2 separate regions of the Mus musculus genome follow, and region 2 is linked to region 1. The links are chromatin loops, found by intact Hi-C in ENCODE. Cell type or tissue: left cerebral cortex. All regions are shown on one strand.

What was found. A loop is a pair of places that touch in the nucleus more often than their neighbours do. Peaks named below come from ENCODE experiments on the same cell type or tissue, not always from the same donor. Only the 100,000 strongest peaks of a DNase experiment are listed, where the experiment ranks them.
Region 2: a loop joins it to region 1, with 2.2 times the contacts of the local background. A loop is called at or near these places in 2 of 42 quality-filtered maps.

The regions. Positions count from the first base shown.
Region 1 is chr5:112,695,811-112,703,810 of GRCm38, forward strand. The region is part of intron 42 of Myo18b (myosin XVIIIb); the gene reads right to left. Among named protein-coding and RNA genes, the nearest start is that of Gm30529, 51 kb to the left of the region's middle. In left cerebral cortex, no CTCF peak of the experiment used is centred here; DNase peaks (open chromatin) are centred at 1,067, 3,525, 5,101, 5,570 and 3 more places; H3K27ac peaks cover 2,527 bases.
Region 2 is chr5:112,844,608-112,852,607 of GRCm38, forward strand. Myo18b (myosin XVIIIb) reads right to left here. Exons shown (of 44, transcript NM_028901.2): 13 at 1,664-1,837. Among named protein-coding and RNA genes, the nearest start is that of Myo18b, 48 kb to the right of the region's middle. In left cerebral cortex, a CTCF peak has its summit at 4,470 (motif pointing right); DNase peaks (open chromatin) are centred at 4,466, 6,604, 7,038 and 7,529; H3K27ac peaks cover 562 bases.

The DNA.
Region 1 (8,000 bases):
CTTTAGAATGTCTCCCTCCAACACACACACACACACACACACACACACATGCATGCACCACCCATTCACGCACACACACATACCACACACACATGCACACACACATACACATACTGTTATACATCACACACACCCATGCAGGAGCATATACACACACATACCATACACACACACCACACACCTATGCACATACACACCTCACACACCTACATACACAAACATTCCACACACACATGTATTAAACACCCATGCACACACACATATACACCATACACACACACCACACACCTATACACATACACACATATATACCTCACACACAACCGCATATACACACATTCCACACACACATGTATGCACACACACATACACACCATACACACACACCACACCTATGCACATACACACATACACATCTCACACACAATCACATGCACACACATACCACACACACATGTGTGCACAAACACATACACACCATAAACACACACCACACACCTATGCACATACACACCTCACACACATACACACATACCACACACATATGTATGCACACACCCATGCATACACACATGTGTACACACGCACATCACAAACACACCACAGCTTACTTCACATACCCATCTATGCACACATACCTCACACACACATGCACACACTCACGCATGTGTACACATGCACATCATACACACCAACACATCTAATATAAGCACACACTCACACACCACACACACACAACTATGTACACACACACCTCACATTCACATGCATACACTCATACACATGGGCACATACACATCTCACACACCAACACATGCACACCCTTACCCTTACACCCCCCCAAACACCACACACCCATGTGAATACACACACCCACACCCACACATGCACACCCACCCACCCACACCCACACACATACACACTCACACCACACATACTACACACTTCAAAGTGGCATCCACTCTGCTCATCTCATTCTCATTTTTAATAAACAGCTTTGAGCTGCCAGGGCCAGTGGGCTGCAGCTGAGATGACAAAAGTTATTTCCATGCTGTCTTGGCCCTGAAAAGAGGTGGGCGTGATGAATGTATCTCAGGCCTTAGTCTCATCCATCGCCTGCCACTCAGCATGCTTTCCGCCTGGGACTCGGGGGTGGGGGGGGGACTGCTGTCTCTCAGTCCTGGAGATACTCAGTACTCAGCCTGGCTCACAGTATGTGCTCAGTAAATAAGTCCTGAGTGGACTTACTCAGGGTAGAGAAGGAGGAGGGTGGAAAAGGAAAAGAGAAAGAGAGGGACAGAGACACAGGAAGAAAGAAAGGAAAGTCTAGGAGCTGTAAGGACCAACAGTAGAGCAAGGAAGAGACAACTGGTAGACCTCCAGAGGTTAGGGCTGGAAGGAAGATGAAAAGCTCAGATGCTGGAGAAGGGAAGGGGCAGAAAGGTGAGGGCAGGGGGAGGGGTATGAGAATCATAGGACAATCCAGTACTGCCATTTATATTTCTGACAAAACAGGTGGGGGAACACTGGGCAGCAGGATCAGCCAGGATCCCAGACATGGGTCTGCAGTCCAGACTGCATTGTAAGGTGCAGGAGGCCCGGGGTGGGGGCCATGAGTGCTGTGGGTGTGGATGGCCTTGGCTTCATGAGCAGGGCTGGGCCCTGCCTCGTGGGAATGCCTGGTGCCTTTGAGGATCAGCAGGGACACAAGCCATGTCAAGTGGATTCTTGTGGAGACTGCAGGGGACAGGGGTGTTGAGTGAGAAGCGGAGACAGATAATTCCACGTCCCTTGTCCCTCTCAGCCTTCCCTGTGGCTGTCTGCATCAGATGTCTGTGTATGAAGTTCTTTGTGTGCCAATTCTGTGCAGATACTGTGGGATTTATTGATCCAGAAATCCTCTGGGCTTTGGGGAACGAATCTTGACTCTGCCACTTGAGGCTGGCATATCCTGTCCCAGCTCTGGAGCCTTTAACCATAGCCTGTCGTCAGGCACCCAGACCTGTGACACTCATTCTTGCCGTCCAGGTGTCCTCTAGGGTAGCTTCTCTCTCTCTCTCTCTCTCTCTCTCTCTCTCTCTCTCTCTCTCTCTCTCTGTCTCTCTCTCTCTCTCTCTCTCTCTCTCTCTCTCTGTGTGTGTGTGTGTGTGTGTGAGAGAGAGAGAGAGAGAGAGAGAGAGAGCTTCTTGTGATGGATGTTTGGTAGATATCAAAGATGTCAACTGACACTCAGAGCACTGGCCAAGGAGAGCACTGGCTACAGTACTGAGGGTGGAGCGGCTGGGAGATAGGGTGATGAATGTCAGGTGGTGGGTAGGGGTGGGCTCTGAAGGGAGGTTCCTGAGATATCTCAGGAACTTCTGAAGCCTGTCCCTTAGTCACTCCAAAAAACAAACACTGAGGTGGCTCTCATATTCAAGTGCAGAATTAGTCAGTAATTACAGTTATGGTACCCTAACCTGTTGGGCCCTGCCCTAGAATCAGGAAAGAGGACAGCCATCTCTTCTGCCTCCATGGCAACCCTGAGAAGCAAGAGTTTTGACCTCCAGGCATAGCATGGGAGAGGGAACATCCCTGTGGCACACAGAGAGGAGGTAGCCAAGGTGGAGTCCCATGTAGGAGAGTCAACACAGAGCAATGCATTTGTCTCTTGTGGCCTTTTGACAGACTCTGTGTGTGACACACAGCTCACACCGTCACTGACGTCAGATCTTGGTTGTTGGGGACCTTATCTGGTGCTGTCTTGAATGATGCTGTCATTGGGATCGCTGCCTTACATTCTCTAGGCCAGAATTTCCTCTACTGAAAAATGGGAGGGGGCACATCCACCTCCCAGTGTTACAGAGAGGATAGAGATACCCATTGTGTCTACCACCACTGCCTAGTGCCTTAGGCCATAGCAGATGCTTAGCAAATGGGTATAAAGTGTGCTAGCTGGTCCAGCATACAGCATAAACACATAATGGATTGGTGAGGGCAGTCATCAGTCCTCTGGCACACAGTAGGTTCTCAGCTCAATATGTTTAGTTATTAGTGATTCTCTGATGCCCAGAACACAGGAAGAGTGCAATAAGTGCTGACCATTGATTCCATAGGAACTTTATATAGAAGCATCCTGTGTGTTTGGTTGCCTAATAGATAAAATCTTTGGAATCCTGGAATTTGCAACGTTAGGAAAATGAGTCTTTAAGCAATTAATAGTGGGTTCAAATCCTGGATCTTCCTCTTTCCAAGTTAGGCTTCTTCTGGGGCAAGTCTCAGGTCTCAGGGTCTTATTAGGAGTTAGAGATGAGGTGTGTATGCTGGTCAGCCTCCAACCATCCCAGGACTTCAGGGTAGGCAACACATCTTATAGTTTTATCTACACACTCAGTTGGTCCTCAGCAGCTGCAGATTCTGCATGTGTGTGTGCTCAACCAGACCAAAAATATCTGAAGAACAACCGCAACTGTACCAAATCCGCACAATCTTGCCGTTTTCCTTAAACGATACACTCCGACCGCTCTTCAGCCAGCAGGTAAATGACGTCAGTGTGTTGGGTGTCAGAATGTGACTTAGGATGTGAGGGGTCGGTGTGGGTGGTACCAATCTGGACAGTATCACAATTGTTGGCATCTGTGTGTGTGTGTATGTGGGGGTGGGGGTGTTCAGAAACCAAGTACCCTTAAATGAGTGAATGCCAATTCATTTCAAAGAGTTGTTCTTCACTAATTTAATCTATTTTAGCATCTTAACACCTGTCTGCTTATTTGTCCTTGATAGCTGGGGCTAAGGAAGACCCCACACTGAGCACAGATGTTAAAGAACAAATAAGACCTGTACCAGCAGACAAGGAGAGATGGAGAGGTGACTTTTAGGTATGGCTCATGTTCAGAAGAAGCCAGCTGCTGAGAACGGATCTCCTGTGGATTTACTAGAGCATGCCCTTCCCCTGCCAGGTTGTCTGGTGGATGTGTCTCCTGTGTTTTTATCCCCAGTGTGACTGTAGCAGCTGTGCTATGAATCCTGACTGCAGGAGGTGAGGCCGCTGTACCATGTCACCCAGATCAGTATCATTGCCCCATCTCACATACGGGCAAACTGAGGCTCACTGAGGTGAGAATACTTGCTTGTGGGCTTCCTGCAAAGTGGATTTAGGACCTGGACCCTTAAAGGCCAGATGCCATTTGTGCTTTATTCTTCCCAGGTCCCCTCCCCTCCCCTCCAAGGCTGAGGGATGGGGTGGGTCTGTAGGTGAAGTTTTACCCAGGTTTTCACATGTCCTCTCAAAGCCCATCATGACATAGTGAGTTGAAAGGCCAGTTCCAACTCACAGGCCTCTGGACCTGGCGTCAGACATAACTGCATGGTGGCATTTTCAATTCCTGCCTCAGCATCCAGCCGGAGCCGGAGCCGGTTGGAGCCACAGGAGACTCAATGCAGATTTAATGACATTATGAGTCACCCCCAGAGGTGAGCCATTGCCCCTATTCCTCACCCACACCCTGAAACCATGGAGCAAATTAATAAGTAATTAATATGTAATACTTGTGATGTCCGGGGTGAGAAGTGGATTTCCTCCGAAGATAACCCTGTGGTGCAAGCACCAAGTTCAAGAGAGCAAATGCTGAAGATCAGCATGGTGCCTGGGACTGAACACAAGGCACACATCACACACATCACTGGGTTGCATCAGCATCACGTTCCCTGAAGCACATGATACTGTGAACTTCCTTTGTCATACTAGAGGCACAGAAATGTTAAGCCCCAGATACATGATAAATGGAAGGAGATGGGCTTACATCCAATGGTGTGCCAGATCCTCACCTCCTAGCCATTCTTCCTCCTTACCCTTTATTGTCCCATTTTACAATTGAGAACTTTGAGGCTCAGAAGGGCTAGCGGGATTTCTGAGGAACAGTGGAACTGCAGGATACCCAGCCTGGTCTGTCTGTCTCAAGGCTGGGCTGACATACAGAAGCAGAAAATAGGCTATGCTTTCCCTGCTTTGAGTGCAAATCTTTGGTGCTAGTTCTGTATACATCCTTGAAGAAGGGTTTGCTCTGCAGGAAGTTCCAGGGTATGGATGCAGCTTTGGGGCTGGCAAGGGAGCTCACCGTTTGTACTGAGCCTGGAGCACAGGCTTTCTGGAGGTGGTAGAATGACTCAGGCTTTGGAATAGGGGAGGCAATGAGTGGTGTTCATGGATTTGGAAGGATAAGAGGTTGTGGGAGGGAGGGAGGGTTGGAGGGAGGGGGAGGGTCCCACCCACCAGATATTAGCTGATTCCATCTGCAAAACTCTTGGCAGGCAATGATGACTACCTACACATTGAGGGCAGGAAAGTGAGGCTCGTCGAGAACAACAGGCTGAGGAAAGGTGTGAATCAAGGGGCACCAAGGGAGTGACTCAGCCAAAGAGGAGAAAGGTCAGCAGGAGGCTGTCCTTGTGTCTACTCTCCTAGACTGATCGTGTGGACACTGGAGAAAGTCAAGCATTATGCAGTGGGGTGGGACAGCAGCCAGCCTTGTCTGCAGTTCTTTGTGATACTTCAGTGTATGTCAGTCCTCCACACAGAAACCAGCTTGGTGAGATGCCTCAGGGGACCCCACCCACAGACCTTCTTTCACAGGGCTTTTCTAGCTTTGCCCATGCCCCTCTCACAGACATCAGGAGCAGGGTCTGTCTGGTTTGCCAGAGACTGGGATGAGTGGGGAGTGAAGACGCCAAGAACAGGGATCAAGACTCAGATAAGAATCAAGTACAGTCCCATGTCCTATACCGAGGCACAGACACCAAAGTCTACTGGAACTTGTGATGTATTTTGCAAGAACTGGGAGGCCTCTAAAAATCCCAGCACATGGAAATGGAAGACTTAGAGGAGGAGATGGAAGAGCTTATTCAAGAGGTCCTGATTTGAGCACTGCAGATTACACACACACTTACAGTTCCACACTCTGAACATGTTCTGCACTCTGAACACGTGGACAAAGCTTGTGCTGATGAAATGAATCATTTCCAGAAACCTAGTGAAGATGATCCATTTCGGTGAAAGAGGCAGAGAGCGAGGGGCCAAGAGTAGAGCTTGGACAGACAGACAGACACAAAATGGGGGACCCGGTGGGGAGTGACAGTGCTCCCTGCCCAGTCAGTCTATAAGCCTCAGACTTCTCCAACACAAAGCTTCTTATCTGCCTAACCAGCCTTAGAAGACAACCAAACACGACAATTAACCTCCTCATAAGATCCTTCCTTTAAAAACCCCGGGTTATGTAAGACCATTTGGGGACAACTGGGGCGAATGCATATTGGAATCCAACATGACACCACATGCTTGCTAATGTCTGCGAGCCTGGGATAACCGTGAAGGGGGGTGGGGTATGGAGACAGAAATAATGTCAGCTTTGAAAAACTCAGACAGCCACCAAAGTAAAGGAGAGGCCAAGGTGACTGGACACCATCATTCCTTAAAGGGAGATGGAGAGAGAGATGACCCAGTTACTAACATGCCTGCCATGTAGGGACAAGAACCAGAGTCCAGATCCCCAATATCCACATAAGCAGCTCAGCTCAGCCACGAATGCCTGTGATCCTGGCACTGGGAGAATGGAGATAAGCAGAGCCCCAGGACTTGCTAGCCAAAGATGTAAGCTGAATCCATGAGCTCTGGGCTCACTGAAAAGCCCTGTCTCGAAAAGCAAGATGGACGTTGATGAAGGAAAACCCCTGATGCTGACTCTGACCTGCACAGGCATGGCACACACAAACATGGACAAACACATATGCACCTTGTGCACACACCTAAAATAGGAAGAAAGGAAGAGAGATGGGGGGAGGAATGCAGAGGAGTCAAGTAGAATCTTACAGGTGATTCCAAGGGTCCCTTGCTGTATATATAAAATTTGACACATTTACCACCATTCAGTGATCAGTCCCACTGAGAAATCAATGCCTCTGAAGCCAGGCTGGCCCCCAGGGCTCTCAACACCCCCAATGCTCCTGTATTATAACTCTGTATTATAATTTCATGCTTACTATATCTCTCCTCCAAATAATGTGTGCTTCTTAACCATACACATCTTTCCTTTATGAAGTCCCAGAGTCAAGTTCCCTGAAAGGATTTATGGACTGGAGTGAGTGAGAGAGCAGAGAGGGAGCTGTGAGGAGGTCAGAGGGCAGCCGTATCTTCCTTATGTAGGATGCTTCAATCAAACCCCAGTTAGCCAAAGCCACTTCCTGTGACTTAAAAACAATAGCTTGAAAAAACGGGTGTTGAACATGCAGCCCTGAACACGTTCTCCAAGAGCCTGGCCTCATTTCTACAGAGCGCTGTCCACCTCCAGGGATCAGGTCCATGCTGGTGCTGCAACCTCAGCTCCTGTACGTCTTCTATCTTGCCCCTAGACAGAGAGCATCAGTGACCTCCCTAGTCCTGCACTGGGAGAGTGGGACACACTGGTTCTACTGTTGAAACTTTTGAACTTTTTTCCTCCCAGTTTTGAAAGATATGAGATGTGATTAAGATCTCCAACCAGACTGTGGATTTGCGCGGATCAGCATTCTTTAAGCAAATCCTCAGCAGACTGTGTCACTTCCCATTCCTGGACCTCAACTGGATATGGCACAATGGCAACTGCTGGCAAACTGTAGACGTATTCATAAAGGCAGGTTCCTCTCATAATGTAGTTCTAAGCGGAAGGAAATTATCTATCCATCCCTCCATTCACCCATCCCCTTATTTAATCCCTTCTTTCCTCCCTCAATCCATCTCTTCATCCATCCATCAGTCCATCTATCCATCCACTTTTCCATCCATCCACTCATCCATCCATCCATCCACTCATCCATCCATCCATCCATCCATCCATCCATCCATCCATCCACTCATCCATCCATCCATCCACTCATCCATCCATCCGCTCATCCATCCATCCGCTCATCCATCCATCCATCTATCCATCCATCCATCCATCCATCCATCCACTCATCTATCCATCTCTCTCCATTCTTACATCTGTCTA
Region 2 (8,000 bases), 150 kb after region 1:
CAGGGTCAAGAAGTTTGTACCCTAGAGCTAGGTCAAACAGACCCCTATTATCATCACAATCCCTGGTGTCTGACAAAGGACTGCTTACAGAGAGTTTGCAGGCTTCCCTGGGTCCTAGGGCTCTGATTGCCTCCATATTCTGCAGGCACAGCCTCAGGGCCCAGCAGACTCGCTCTGGTGAGTACAGACCTCTCACCAGCTGCTTATGCCCAATCCAAGATGCCCCTTGGGATTTCTGTGTCACCTCAGTGTCTACCCTAGACCCAGCATTTGCCACCCCATCCCACTCCCACTGCCATGTTTCTGGTCCAGTGTGTCGCCTCTCATCTAGTGGCTGTGTATGTCTGTGTGATGGGGTAGTGTTACATGTTCATGTAAGTGTGTGCCTGCATATACAAATATGTGAGAGTATTGCGTGCATGTGTCTGTATGTGTTGGAGGTTACATGTTTATATAGGTGTGTACATACATGCACACATACAGGTATGTGTGCACAAGAGTGTGTGTGTGTACATGTGTGCATACATGTGTGTGTATGTTTTTGTGTATGTGCATGTGTGTACATGTGTATGTGCATGTTTGTGTGTATGTGAATATTTATGTATGAGTGTGTGCATGTGTGTATGTGCATGTGTGTGAGTGCAAATAGATGTGTGTATGTGTGTGTTTGTGAGTGAGTATGTATACATGTGTGTATAAACATGTTTATGTGCATGTGTGTGAGTACATGTAGATGCATGTATGCATGTGTATATTTGTACACTTATGTGTTTGCATGTTTGTGTGTATGAGCATGTGTGTGCATGTGTGTATTGCATGTTTGTGTGTATACATGTATATGTGCACATTTGTTTGTATGTGCATATGTGTGTATATGTATGTACATGTGTATATGTGCATGTTTGTGTGTATATGCATATTTGTATGTGTGTGTGTATTTGCATGCCAGAGGGTGACACTGGCACCTCACTCCATCACTTTGTGCCTCACTTTTTGACACAGGCCTCTCCCTGAGCCCAGAACTCACACCGTGGCTCCCAGGTGAGCCCCTGCCTCCTCAGTGCTGGCCGCACTGCTCTGCCCATTTTTCAGGAGGGTTCTAAGGATTCGAACTCAGGTTCCCATGCTTGCATGGCAGGAGCTCTCCCCACTGAGTCATGCCCCAGCCCTTGCCTGTGATCTCTACAGGTTCTCAGCTTCTCCTCCTAGTCGCTGCTCAGCTTTTGACACTCCCAGTGAGCTAAGCAAGCCACACCCAGCCCCTTTAAGCCACTCTTCAGCTTCTCTGTGTGCCCTCCATCTTCTCCCCACCTCCCTCTCAGTCCTCAGCACACCAGCCTTGCTCTCATCCCTCACACAGGTAGGTCTGCCTCCCCTGCCTGTCAAAATCTCACAAACACAAAGCCCTGGGTGCTGCCTGAGTGCCCCATCTCCCCGCGTGGAGGATCCTCCCAGGGCTCAGTGGCCTCCTTGGTTCCTGACCAGAGTGAACCATTTGACCATAAACACCAGACAGGGCGGAATGATTTCCTGCACATGTGCACAGAACACTCAAAGGGAGTCTTGCTGAACATAAGAAAACATGGGAAAGCATGAGGTGCAGCTACTAGTGCAGCCACTGCAAGATCCAGCCCCCCATAATGTAGCCTTGAGGACTCGATACCTGAGCAGGCCTCATTGTCCTGTAGGCCCTGGCGCTGCGGCCCTGACGTCATCTGCTCGATAATCTGCCGTAGGTGGTGCTTGAAGGTGGCGGTGTTCAGTTCCTCATAGTCACAGCCCAGGGCTTCAGCAGCGTGGTTGGCCCACTCAAACCGCATGAACTGCTTCCGGCCCACTGCACAGAGGATGGGGAAGAGATGAGGGGTGAGATGCCAGACACAGGGTAGCTGCATGCCCGAGATCACCTCAGGGAGTCTCCCCTCTTCACACCCATTTTGCTTTTTTTTTTTTAAAGCCATTAAAGATAACATAGAGAAACACATTAAATGGAGATAGGGTAGACTTGGGATATATCCACCTATGTATGTATTTATGTGCACCCCCATGCATTTACTTATGTGCATGTCCATGTATACATTTATATGCAAACCATGTATTTACTTATGTGCATGCCCATGTATGTATTTATGTACACACCATGTGTCTGTTTATGTGCATGTCCATGTATTTATTTATATGTATGTCCATGTTTACTTATGTGCATGCCCATGTATATATTTATGTACACACCTGTGTGTTTATGTGCATGTCCATGTATGTATTTATGTGCATACCCATGTATATATTTATGTGCACATCCATGTATGTATCTATGTGCATACCCATGTATTTATTTATGTGCATGCCCATTACCTTTCGACCCCTTCCTGCCCATTCACCCACACAGCCACTTCCCCAATTACCCAGCCACATATCCAACCAGCCACCCGTATGCTCAGCCCATGTTTACTGAGAACCTTTGACGTGAGAGCAAGTCACACACGTCAAATGATGACCCTCTTGCAGCTTACAGTCCAGGCAAGGGGTTGAGAAAGAAGCAAGCAGACAGACAGTCGGTGAGATAATCTCAGGTGGTGCACGCTGCAGGGAGAGACTAGTGTGGGCACAGAGAGATGGTGGTTGTGTTAGCATGTGCTGCTCAGAGGGACCCTGGGAGGATATGACAGTGGGCTCAGCTGTGACCAGGAAGGAACCTAGAGACTAGGAGTTGGTAGAGAGGCCCTGGGACAGAAATGAGGAGCACAGCAGGGAGGAGGGCAGCCAAGTGGAGGCCACTTAAAACCACCTGACCTCGTGGAGCTCGGAGCATGCTTACAAGCAAAAGCTTAAGTAAAAGTGACAAGGAACCGTCCCACAAGAGGATGTGAAGTCATTTCTAAAATGCTGTCACAGTGAGAGAGCAGGGAGGGGATGGTGATAAGGCTCAGCAGGTGAGGGGCTTGCCACCAAGTCTGAAAGACCAGAGTTCAATCCCCAGGACCCTCAAGGCAGAATTCTGGGACTAAGTCCTGCAGGTTGTCTGTGCATGCTACGCAAAGAAATAGATGTTTTCAAATTATTTTAAATTACATGACAAACAGGAACATAGTCAGCCGGGGATCACGACAGGGCGAGGAGCTGACATTTTCCAAATTCCCTACAGTAGCTGTGGGCTGATGTTGTGACCCAAATACAAATAACTGACTAATTAAAACAAATCACAATGCGCTCCTTTCAAGAGTTCTGTCTCCTTGCAAATGTGTTTCTTTCTCTGAAACAGAGTCTCAGCTACCCCACAGGCTGGCAGGGCCCAGTGGGCCAAGTAGACAACTGAACAATCGAACAGTCGGTCTCGGGGAGAAATGGGAACCCTGGGGGAGATTCTGCCCATGACTAACCAGCCTGAACTTCGTCTCCCCCCGCACCCCCCCCCCATCACCACCTTCACCTCTGGGGTGCCAGAGCAGTGAACGTGGGTGGTCGCTGTCGCTTAGAGGTGACAAAAGGGACTCAGAGGATCGCCGGACAACACAGAGCCACCGAGTGGAAGAACCCGCAACCTCTGAAGCCCACCCCATCCTTCAGATGTCACCTAGCACATCCTTAGGACCCGGGTACACGGTTCCTGACGTGAACCGAGCCGTCTATTTCTCTCAGACAAACATGTGTAAAGGGAGACGTTAGTGCTCCATCTCCAATGAGAATCATTGTCGCCTGTCACAAGAGAGAAGTAGAAACACATACGCGACACGGGCGCCAGCAGGCCATTAGATTCTAATTAGATCCGTTACCTCCGCGATGCTGAAGCCAGCTCTCTCTTTCTTAAAAAGGGAGCTGAGCAGGCACTGGAGAGGAGCCGGATGGTCCATTTACCCCTGGATGAGACCAGACCTAGGGTGGGGGTGGGGGTGGGGGCGGGAGTGGGGAGGGGGCAGGAGGGTCCTGGGAACTCTCTAACAAGAGCCGGCTTCCCCACTGCTGTCTTCCGCGCCCCCTCCCCCACCCCACCCCACCCCACACCACTGTGCACATCTGCCCTGGAGTCTCTGCCCCCTACCCCACCCCACCCCCATCCCCTGCAGTGACCTGCAGAGTCTGGTGAAGCTGAGGAGAAGGAGGTTGGCGGTGAGGTTTCTGGGAGGAGTTACGGGAGGCCTGCTGGGGGCGTGGCCAGTAGCCCAGGTGTTGAACCCAGACTCGACTCCTTTGCCTTGGTTCAGACAGGAGCAGCTGCTCCGGGCACCCCAGGAAAGCCAAGGGCTCAGAAGAGCCACCCGAGGGGGAGAAAGAAGGCCCTGGCTAAGATCACAGCTTCAGATTACAATTTCCACCACTGCCATTCGCGGATGACCACAACTCAAGCACAATTATGACCTTTGGCATGTCGTGAGAGTTCCAAAGATCCCTTTAGGCTCAAAGACTGGGTGGAGAAGGCAGGCATGCCCAGTACACTGTCGCCGCTGTGTCTCCACCTATAAACTCCAGGGGGCGCTCTTGGCCAGGCCCTGGCCGTGCAGGGGCCCAGCTACAGGTCTGTCAGCTGCTTCAGGAAATGGCTGTAAGGTCTTATACCAGGAAAATGCTAGCTTTGGAAACCAGCGTCCCCTCTAGGGGTTCAGTTGACTAAAGCTACTTCTCTACTGAAATGGGGTCGTGGGTTATCCCAGCGTCTTCTACTAACCCCCTCTAAGGACTTTGTTGTGCTCCTCAGAAGGACCCACACCGAGGTTGGGGTAGGGGAACATGCCCCAGCATCTAGATAAACAGGGATGTACCTCCGTGTGGTCGTCAGTTAAAAGTAATGACAGCCATTGAGATTTGCGTGGGGCTTACGTGCCAGGGACACTTCTGGGATGCTCACAAACCCTCCAGGAGAGTGTGACCAAGACACACAGTCTATTTTCCTGCCCAGCATGCTACAGAAAGCAAACAGGGTCCTGGCCAGACCCTGTGCGGCAGCGACTCCGCTATTCTGTCTTCCATGGATGCGGAGGGTTCATTACTGTCACCAGACCCCTGATAAGTCACCCAGGGAGGAATGAGTCCAGGAGTGGATGAGCTGAATGGCTGACAGCCAGCTCTGGCCACTCTGTCCCCTGCCTCCCCACCAACACTTGAAAAAGAGAATGACATGGAAAAGAGAATGTACGAGAGTCGCTTTACCCAAAGAAACCAGCCATCTGGACCCTCAGCCCACCATCAGGACAGCAGGAGATCAAGCTGAAGATAAAACAGAAGGGAGCTGGACAGAGAGGGTCAGGAAGGGGTTGTCAAAGAGAGAGGTTGGACTAGTTCTGACAGGGACAGGGTGTGTCTCTCCCTGCCCCCAGCCTGCTGCAGAGGGTTGCCCACATTTGCTGGATGCTCTTCTCAGCACCAGCTAGAGTTCCCAAAGCTGTGCCTGGGGCATCTCCCTGAGTGCGGAGGTCATTCCCCACTGCACATTGGACTGGCAGCCATTTCTTTCGTTTCTGGTATAAAACAAAACCCCTCTGTAGCCAGGGGGCAGGCAGCCCCACTCCTGCTCCCCAGATCTCAGCAAGCCCTTCTGGCACTTCTAGGCTCATGTCTCATGTGTACCCGTGTCCTGGAACACCTGCTTCAGCATCTTGCCCTCAGCTAGCCAAGGACAGGTTCAGGATAGGCCACCTGCCTGTGATCACAGACAACAGTGTCTAGCTGGGTTTCACTTTAAATGATGGCAGCCTAGGAAAAGGTCCAGAAAGTAAGCCAACCTCTCAGCAAGCTGCCTTCTCTCCTGCTGTCATCTTGTTTTTTCCCCCAGAGGCTACCTGCATTTGTCTGAGTGAGGCCAGGCTCAAACCATCAGTCACCTAGGCAGGGCAGAGCTGACTCAGTGATTCTCAGTGGCAACAGAGGCATGGAACAGGGCAAGCTGGCCTCAGAGTTGGTGTCTGTCTCCCCAGAGTTCATCTAACACACTAGAGGAAACAGAGGCTCAGACATGGCCTAGTCTGTAAAGGGAGGGCATGAGATGGTATCCCCAGCACCTATGAGAAAAAGCCAGGTTTATCAGCACAGGCATGCAATCCCAGCCGTGGAGAGGCAGAGACAGGCGCCGGTAGCTTGCTTAGCCAAATCAGAATGCCCCAAGTTCAACCAGAGGCCTTGTTTCAAAATATAGGATGGAAAGAGATGGAGGGAAAGCAGTCAAAGTCTCTTCCCAGGTCACACACCGAGGAAACCGATCCCTGTACCATACCCCTGCCTGGGTAAGTGTCATCTCTATGGGACTTCTCAGGGCCTTCAAAGCCACTTTTGTGAGTCTCCAGCGGGGGGCGGGTGTGTGTGTGTGTGTGTGTGTGTGTGTGTGTGTGTGTGTGTGTTTAGCCCAAAGTAACCTCAGGATGCCTTAACAGAGCCTGCAACACTTCCCAGGTCCCATTAGACTCTTCTCTGGGAAACTCTGGTTGAGTTGGAAGAGACCCCAAGGTTACTCTGTCTCCAGAGCTACCAGGCAGGCAGCACAGTAATGAGAGGAGGACTGAGAGGAGGACTGAGAGGGAGAAGGGCAGGAGTAAGCGCAGATCCTGAGGCTGCAGAGTCTGGGACTCAAATCTACTCTCAGAGGCAAGGTTTGTAAGGGAGAAGGAGAGAGAAGAGGGGAAGGGGGGGGGAGGAGGGAGAGTGAGGACAGAGAAGGAAAGAAGGAGAGAGAGGGAGGGGGACAGAGGAGGGAGGGAGAAGGGAGAGTGAGAGGGAAGACAGAGAAGGGAGGAGGAAGAGGGAGGAGGAGGACAGAGAAGAAAGGACGGAGGGGAAGGAGGGGGAGGAGGGGGAGGAGGAGGGAGACAGGGAAGGAAGCAGCAAAGGAGGTGGGGGAGGGAGGAGGGAGAAGGAAGTGGATGACAGAGGAAGGAGGGAGGAGGGAGAGAGCATGCACACAAGCTGACAATGGCACAGCTATTGTCCCTGCGCACCGTGGGTTCAATTGCTATCAATTACCGTGACCTCCTGCATTTATTAATAACCGAGTTGTTCCTCCTTCCAACAATAGCTGAGCTGTTCCTGAATTACTCAACATTATGGGACTTATTTATAATGCCAGAGCATCTGGCTCCCACTGCCTCACACAGAGATTTACAATTCTGAAGCCCAGAGAAGACGGAGGCCACCTGCAGAGAGGAGATAAGCCAGGGCTGTGGCTCTGCCACAAGAAGGAGTTGGCTCTGGAGACAAAGCAGGCCAGTTCAAATCCCACCTCCACCACCACCTGGTGCCAGGCAATGCCCTGAGAAGTGAGGTTGACTGTCTAACCCTCCATTGCCATCTTTCTCAAAATGAGGCCTGCAGAGATCAGAGGGGAGCGTGTGTGGAGATGTAGCAAGGCTGTGGGCACCAGCTCTACACCGAAGCCATGACCTGCTCCTCACCTGAACCATCCACCCTCAGAAAAGAGGGATCGGGAGCAAAAGGCCAACCAAGGAAACATCTGGGAACAACATCTCTATCTAGAAGGGCTATCACAGGCACCGTGGGAAATGACCCCTCCCCCACTCTTAAAGAGCTTCCTGCTCCACCCACAGGCAACATGGCCCTACCCACCCACGTGGCTCCCTCTGCCTTGGAGGAAGCAGGCACCAGCATCATCTCTGCTGTGCACACATCTGCACAGAGAACCATCTAGAAACTGCTGCGGAGTTACACAAGCTGTTCTGGGAGGTGACAGTCCCGTGGGAAATGCAGGTGGGGTGACTTCAGACTGACCCCAGCAGGCTTGCTTTGGTGTAGGATTTCTCAGGGTCTCTAGTGTACCCTGTACACTGAGAATTCACAAGAGGAAGGAATAGTCCCTGGGGAGGTCTCCCAAAATGACACAACCAGGGGGCGATAGGTGACAGGGACCCTTCATGGCTCCCACAGGGAGATTGTGGGAAGAGCCAGAGGTCAGATGTCCTAAGACTGTTTCAGCCTAGCTGTGATATCTCAAACAATATCTCTTACTGGGCCTTGGTCTTTTCATCTGTAAAATGGGTTGGCTGCTTTCCAGAACACTG